Regions from separate parts of the Homo sapiens genome. Here region 1 is linked to region 2. Evidence: read pairs that join two places in POLR2A ChIA-PET (ENCODE). Cell type or tissue: OCI-LY7. All regions are shown on one strand. Links, peaks and the distances in the headings refer to the core of each region. The heading gives the core; the rest is flanking DNA.

Region 1 (3,914 bases), core at 735-3,234, 270 kb after region 2:
AAAAAGAGAGGACAAAGAAAGTCTGGGAAAAATGGAAAATTACAGAAGGAGTGAGTGGAAAATTACTGAAAACTGTTTGGCAAAGTGGGTTGGGACACAGTACATTTTGCAGCTTAGCAGCATTGTGTTTTTCTGAGCAAAGACTTCGCACAGGGGCTGGGGCCACCTTTAGGGACTGCTGTGGTCTGAATGTCTCCCCAAAGTCACATGTTGCAACTTAATCACCAATGTGATAGCACTAACAAGTGGGGCCTTCAGGGGGTGATTAAGTCATGATGGTGGAGCTCTCATAAATGTGATCAGTGACCTTATAAAATGTGATTAGTGACCTTATTAGTGGCTGGAGGTAACTAGCCCCCTTTCGCTGTTCTGCTCTTCTGCCACGTGAGGATACAGCATTCTAGGCACCATCTTGGAAGCAAAGACAGAGGCCCTCACCAGACACTGAACCTGCTAATGCCTTGATCTTGGACTTCTCAGCCCCCAGAACTATGTGGAAATAAATTTCTGTTCTTTTATAAATGACCTGGTTTCAGACATTTTGTCATATCAGCACAAACAGACTAAGACAGGGACACAGTCTAGTGTAGGCAGAAGCCAGGCTGAAGTCTGGTCAAGTCTCTTAGCATAGTGTTTGGGCAAGTCCTTTGTGCTATGTGAAAGTTCACAGTTCACAACTCCTTCCTGCTGCATAGCCTTCCTATTGGGGCAGTTTGGAGGCTGTGGGTCGGTAAGTTTGGAGGATTCCTCTTCTTTCTTTCCAACCCCAGTGGGTGATGGGAGGGTCAGGGTGGACCTCACTTAGCCAGGCTCAACTTGAAAGATCCTGCACCTATTTCTACCTTTATTTCAGAGAGTGGCTGGTCATGCAATAGGTGAGGGACAATGTTATTGAAAAAAGACTCCCAGGGATGCCCCCAACTGCTGCAGAATTTGCTGAGGCTATTGTTTTCATCCTCCTTTAACTGCTGGAGCTCATCAGGGATGCTCCTAGAAAAACACATGCTTCTGTGAAGGCTCCAATATAGTTGAACTTGCTAATGTCCTAGGCCCCTGTGCTCTGCTACCACTTTGCTCAAGCTAGAGCCTAAGGCAGGGAGGAATGGAACCAGAGAGTTGTTCTCCTGGCTGTCATTCACCCAGGCTGTGACCCATCCAGAGACCCAAGTCCTGTCCAGAGCCCAGTGAGACTGGCTGTCTCATGAGTCTATCTCATGGCTGTGTCCTTGGCCAGCCACAGCCACCCAAATCTGCTGACAGGGAGAGATAAGTATGGACCTGTTGGTTTTGTCCTCTCTTGAAGCAAATAGCAGCCTTCCTCTAAGTAAGCCACAGGTGGCTCTGCCCACACGTATCTGCCTCACTGTAGTGTACGAAGACTGTGCCAATATCTCACTGACATTCAGCTTTCCTCCTTACTTGCCTCCACCTCAATATGGCTGTCAAGCAGCTCACTGCTGCCCGGTGAGCAGGTCTTGTATGCTGGTTGGCCAATGAGGAAATGGGCCCAAGGTGAGCCAGCTGGCCTCCAGGAGACATTGCACCCCATGTCTTCATGAGAAAATCCCTTGAGCTACAACTTAACAGAACAGATTGGTTCCCACAGTGCAGTTGACAGAAATATCTTGCCAGGCTAGACTTCTTGCTCTAGTAAGACAGCACCACCCCACCCACAGCTGTAAGCACAGCTGATTTCTTTTGAAAAGAGAGGATTGTGGCCGGGCGTGGCGACTCACACCTGTAATCCCAGCACTTTGGGAAGCCAAGGCAGGTGGATCATCTGAGGTCAGGAGTTTGAGACCAGCCTGACCAACATGGTGAAACCCGATCTCTACTTAAAAATACAAAATTAGCCGGGCGTGGTGGCGCATGCCTGTAATCCCAGCCACTTGGGAGGCTGAGGGAGGAGAATCACTTGAACCCTGGAGGTGGAGGTTGCAGTGAGCCGAGTTTGCACCATTACACTCCAGCCTGGGCAACGAGAACAAAACTCCATCTCAAAAAAAAAAAAGGGGGAGGGAAAGAGAGAGAAGTTTGTTACCACAAAGACCAGGGCTGGCTTTGGCAGGCCAGGGCTGGGTGTGAGGGAATGCTTGTAGGCCTCTATGCTTCGGCCTGGGACAAAGCGGTGGGAAGGATATGAAAACTTGGTATCAGGAACTGCCACATTCCTCTCCTCTATCCTCTCAACCATAGCTCCCTGTCAAACCCCTCACAAAGTAAAAAAAGTCAGGCTCAGGAATTGGTGATACTGATACTTCTGGGGCCCCAGAAAGTTCCTGTTCCCAGACACTGTCCCCAGCCTGTTTCCTTTGTCTTCCTAAGAAGGCACTCTGTGGGCCACCTAGAACTAGTTTAAGTGTCCCAACTTAGAGCCAAAAATGGAAAAAGCATAAAAGTGCCAGATGCGGTGGCTCACGCCTGTAATCCCAACACTTTGGGAGGCCGAGGCTTGCGGATCACCTGAGGTCGGGAGTTCGCAACCAGCCTAACCAACATGGAGAAACCCTGTCTCTACTAAAAATACAAAATTAGCTGGATGTGGTGGCACATGCCTGTAATTCCAGCTACTCGGGAGGCTGAGGCAGGAGAATCACTTGAACTCAGGAGGCGGAGGTTGCAATGAGCCAAGATGGTGCCATTGCACTCCAGCCTGGGCAACAAGAGTGAAACTCAGTCTCAAAAAAAAAAAAAAAAAAGGAAAAGCATAAAGGTTTACAATTTTGAGGGCCTGAAAGGGGGACCATGAACTCAATGAAGCAAAAGAGAAAGGCTGGGAGGGCTCACAGAACAAAAGGAAGCTGTATGAATGGAAACAAGAGGGCAAGAAATCAATTAAGATCTGAAGTTGTGTATTCAGTGTTAATTCAACAGACATTATTAAGGCCTACTCTGTGTGTGTCAAGCACTGGGCTAAGTGCTCAGGGTAAGAAGCAGAACAAGACATGGTTCACTGGAGTAAACAGGCATGTAAACACTAATTGCAATATGATGAAAGAAGCACCCAGTGAAAAATGTCAAAGCAAGAAGACTAGGTTGTTCCATCCAACTGTCATTTATAGGGATATGGTGCTGGCGGCTTCTGTGTGAGCAAAGGCAATTGGGAGCCCTCTACCACAACCCTTTCTCCTTCTTTCCCCTTCTCCCTTTCTATCCTTATCCTTTTCTTCTGTCTCTTCTTTCCTCCTCCTCTACTGCCATAAAATGGCACCTAAGGGTACTCACTAATTCCGTTAATAGAACAGAGTTGAATACAAGTGTCCCCCCTCATCTGCAGTGTTGCTTTTCTTGGTTTCAGATACTCACAGTCAACTGTGGCCTGAACATATTCAATGGAAAAGTCTAGAAATAATTCATAATAAATTGTCCTTCATTCTGAGCAGCATGATGAAGTTTCTTGCTGTTCCCTGTGTTCTGCCTGGGAGGTGAATCATCCCTTTGCCCAGTGTATCTACCCCCCATTAGTCACTTAACAGGGTCTTGGCGATCACATCAACTGTTGAGGTATCGCAGTGCTTGTGTTCAAGTAACCCTGTTAGAACAGGCAGATGGTTAGATGTGAGCATGAGAGGGAGCCCCTGGAGGAGGAAGTGCTGGAAAATCTAGCATCTCAGAGACTGCCTGAAACATGCATGCTAAATATGAGCAGAGAGGAGGGGAAATACCGAAAGGAATGTCCCCTCCTTGAGGGGACACTGAGAAATGTTACTTCTTCAAGGTATGCAAAAAGGAATACCCTGAAACTCCCCTTAAGATGCCCAGTAATCGCCTGTAATCCCAGGACTTTGGGAGGCTGAGGCGGGTGGATCACTTGAGGTCGGGAGTTTAAGACCAGCCTGACCAACATGGTGAAACCCCGTCTTTACTAAAAATACAAAAAATTATGCCAGGCGCAGTGGCTCTCGCCTGTAATC
Region 2 (4,208 bases), core at 966-3,465:
GTGACCTCAACAGGCAAGGAATAACTTGTTTGTATGGATTTTGTGACTGGAGGAGGAATGTTGAAGTAGAAAGGAACAGGTGGTAGTTGATTTTTTAAAAGAATAGCAGGGTTCTGGTTTGGTTATGATGGCTGGAACGTGTGCCCTTCTTTCAGGGTTCTTGAGGAATGAATTATGGCTGGTGCCAATGGAGGGCCTGCAGCAGGGAAGCGTGCAGTGAAAGGGGCGAGGACAGGGGCCTGGATTCTTCCATTAAATAGCCTTGTGGCCCATGCAAGGCCCTTCACCTCTCTGGGGCTCACCTGCTTCATGGATGTGTCAAATGTCCGGCGGCCTGGTTGTGCCTTCTTAACATGGACATGTAGAACAGGACTGGAAAATGTGTATAAAACTCAAATTGCGAGTCAGAAATTGGGAGGAGAAGGAGAGAGGCACCTTTCCCCAATCCTATAGATTTAGGAGTAGTAGCTAGGCAAACATTGTGCTCCATTAGGTTAGTGGGCTCACTTCTAATCTTGGTTTCATTTATTATTTGAGTTGAAACCAGATTCTAGCACAAATTTGGGGTTGGCATGAAATATGTCTTAGCAGAACCCATGGTGGAGAAGGAGAAAATCTGTATATTGGAAAGGAATCTGGGTTTGGCTTTGAGACTTTAAGATTGCCATCCATAATGAACAATGTTGAAGTTTCAAAACTAAATCTGTGGCAATATGGAGAATTTGGCTATCCAGACTGATTCATCCGCAGAAATTTCTGGAAAGCTACAGTTTTATAGCGCTGAAGTAAAAAGCAAAGTTGGTCTGCTGCATAGTACATTTTATTACCCAAGAAATGTAAAAGAAACATTTCTGTCATTCTTTGCCCAGCCTGGGAAATATCTACATTCAACACTATTCAACCATTTGGCCATTGAGTTTTATTTTATTTATAATCATTCAGCACATACACCTACTCTGTACAAAACGCTGAAATTGAAATTCAAGCCAGCTAACATATTTGTTGATACAACTCTCTCTACTGTGCTCATTTTTGGAGCTTCAGAAAGAAGAGAATGTGACACTTCTCAGCTACTCTTCCCTGCATTTCCTGGGTCCAGATAACTTCAGGCATGACAACTATGGCCTCGCCAGATTTTCACTGACCACTTACCACGCCTTTAGCCTGCAGCTGTGTCATAGCTAAGTGTAACTTGACCAATGTTGTTGGTTTCTCAGCCCTACCAGTTGGGTTGCTGCTCACATGGCCTAAGGGACGTGAGTCTGAACTGAGCTGGTTTTGACCTCTTGCCCCTTGTTCTGCAAATGTTGATTAAGCAGTGCTTTTGTGTGAACCATCATTCTAGATGCTGGGAACACAGAGAAAAAGGACACATTGCTTAATCACAAGGAATTTACCATCTCATAAGGGAGATAGATAAAAGGAGGCAAGTACAGTCACTTGATGATGACTACCCCAGTTGAGCTGCCATATGGGTCTTCTGGTCTAGCACACACAGTGGTGCTCACTCAGTAAGTGTAGTGTACTAGAGGGGATGCTTTGGGAACATGGAGGGGGGTCTCCTAGCTCAGAATAGGGATAGATGGATGCTAGATAAGGCCAGAGAAAGAAGGAGATATGGGAGGGCAATAGAATAGTCCGTCCTTTGTAGACAGATGAGCTGGTGTGAAGCATTGGACACTCAGCACACTGGTGTCATAGGATGCTCTGGAGGTGGGATGCAGTGGGGACAAGGGTGGAGGTGGGGCCAGATCACCCAGGGCCCCTTAGGTCCTGCCGTGGAGTTGAGACTGTCCTGGAGGTAATGGGAGCCTTTAAAGACTGTTAGGAAAGACAGCAGTGTGATGAGGTTGCTCTGGAGACTACTAGAGTGGTTTAGGGGATGAGATGAGAGATTAGAGACAGGAAGTCTGGTTAGGAGGCTGGGGCACTGGTCCAGGTTAGGACTTCCACCTGGGGAAATTTCAGTCTCAACCCCCAACCAGGAAGCAAGCCCCCAAAGCAGCTGAACTGTCTCTGGTGTTGATTCAGAGACTTCAGAAACTGCAAGGCCATTCTCAGCTCTCTTTCTCATATGTTTCATGTGACACAGGCAAGCAGCAGGACAGTGGTGGGGCGGGCAAGGACAGTGAAAGTTGGGAGAGAGAAAGGGCTTTTCTCTAGACCTTCTTATAACCCTGACGTGTGCAGTGATGCCAGTGGTGCTCCTGAACGTGCATATCATTCCGTTTCACCTTCTTGCATTGCCTTCGTATGGCTTTATCACTGAAGTGTCCTATGGACTTATTATAATAAAAAGGTATTTGTTTGCATCTCATGTAACTTCTAATTTCTTAAAAGGTAGGGACCCAGTCAGTTAGAACATCTTTTCCCTCTATCTTTTGTTTTGTTAGCTAAATAAGCCATAATGATGCTTGCATGCAAATACCGTGGACTTACCTAAGGAAACTGGTTTTGTTCCAGTGTTCAGTGGAGGCACAGAGGGTGGGAACTTCCTTTGTGGAGGCTTTTCCAGAGATAGTGGAGGTTGGGAGGGACGTGGCGTGTTCAGTGGACAGAAGAAGTAGGCACAGCCTGTATGTAACATTTATTCAGAAAAGTTACTTAGCACTCGCTATGTACTGAGATCTACCTATAGTTTGCACCTGGAAGTTCCTGATGAAGGTGTCAGTAAGTAATTTTTTGAAGTGCATGTGATAACATGAAGAGGACTGGTGGATCCATTGTGTGCTGTTCATCTCTAAACTTTTGCCAGACCCCCTAGAAATAGATGCAGTGAGATTTTCCCTTTGTCTGATTTCTAGCAGATTAGTTTAGTATCTAGGGGTCTTCTTACCAAGGCCTGTTGGTGACACCACAATTGTATTAGCTCCCATACCACCATCCCCATGCATGACTGTAGTTTGCATGGTCTCTAGGAGAGGGAAATTCAACAAGTGTTTATACCGGAACCGAAGCCCGCAGCCGTCACTTGCCCTCCCCTGCCTTGCCCCCAGTGTCTGTTCACTGAGTCCAGTGGTTTTACCTCCTGAATTGCCCCCAGGTCTCCTCTCGCCCTAATGATCTTTTGTTTTAGCTTGGGCATTTGATATTCCTCACCTAAATGGCCATGGTTGGTCCTAACTTGGACCCCACACTCTCATCTTTTCTGATCCTTTCTCCTCATAGCTGTCACAGATTGTCTTCAAACACAGAGCTGAACATGGGTCTCCCTACTTAGACTCCTTCCAAGATGCCCGCCTAAAGGCTGAGCAATTAGCTTGGCTTCAAAGCTTCCCCACAATCTGATCAGCCTTTGTCCTGGACTCTGCACCTCCCTCAGGCCTCGTCCCTGCCCTGACCCTCATTGCAGACCAACCTACCTGTGTTCCCTGAACATTCCCTCCTCCTTCATGCTTCTCTGCTTTTTTTCATGCACCCTGCACTCCAAGTCATCTCATTCTCCATTTCATCCTATAACTGCTATTTCTTTTTTGAGGCCCACCTCAAATATGGCAAAAGCACCACCTGCTCAGAACGCGCTTTCCAGCCCCTCTGCCCTGAGAGGGTTAATTCTTCCTTTCTCCCCACCTCTGTCTTTCTCTTGTTTATTCATTCAGCCAGACTTGGACCAAGCATTTGCTCTCTGCCAAGCCCTGTTCTTGGGGCTAGGGATAAAGGATGAAGAGGTGTAGATTCTGCTTCCATTGAGTTGAGAGTCCTTAGGGAGTGGTGGTGTCACTGCTGCTCTTGTGTGTGGTGGGTACAGTGTGTGTGTCAGGGAAGAGAGCATAAACCCTCTGGGAAGGGTAGGGACTGTTCATTTTAAAAAGGAGATGTTTGGGCTGTTCCTTGAGGCTCAAGGGGCATGGGGCAGGCAGATGTGCTGGGGAGAGGGAGTTCCAGGCAGAGAGAAGGCTTGGGCGCAGGGGGAATATGGCAAGTGTCTCTGTATTGCCAGAGTGGGCTGGGTAGGGGCTGGTTAAGGGTTGAAGTGGTGAAAGGTGACACCGGACTGGCAGGCAGGGTTCTGGCCATGGAGGTGTTTAAAAATTGGGGTTTGGTCCTCAGCTTAGGTAATAGGGAGCCATTGAAGATTTTTCAGTGTGAGAGTGACTCCAATTTGTACTAGCAAGGTCACTGGCAGTAGGGCTGGGCATGGCTCCTTGCACTTGCTGTGAGCCATCCCTCCATGACCCAAGGAAAGAGGTGTTTCACATTTTCTCAGT

What was found. Peaks named below come from ENCODE experiments on the same cell type or tissue, not always from the same donor. Only the 100,000 strongest peaks of a DNase experiment are listed, where the experiment ranks them.
Region 1: POLR2A ChIA-PET joins it to region 2 with 5 read pairs; 5 of 35 experiments call an interaction of 5 or more read pairs at or near these places.

The regions. Positions count from the first base shown.
Region 1 is chr6:52,297,275-52,301,188 of GRCh38, reverse strand. It overlaps LOC124901329 (a long non-coding RNA gene), which reads left to right. Exons shown (of 2, transcript XR_007059609.1): 2 at 1-525. Among named protein-coding and RNA genes, the nearest start is that of MCM3, 14 kb to the right of the region's middle. RefSeq lists an enhancer at 1-258 and a silencer at 1,334-1,403. In OCI-LY7, for the core only: no CTCF peak of the experiment used is centred there; no DNase peak of the experiment used is centred there.
Region 2 is chr6:52,564,168-52,568,375 of GRCh38, reverse strand. The region is part of intron 1 of TRAM2 (translocation associated membrane protein 2); the gene reads left to right. Among named protein-coding and RNA genes, the nearest start is that of TRAM2, 11 kb to the left of the region's middle. In OCI-LY7, for the core only: no CTCF peak of the experiment used is centred there; a DNase peak (open chromatin) is centred at 1,965; H3K4me3 peaks cover 1,142 bases; H3K27ac peaks cover 715 bases.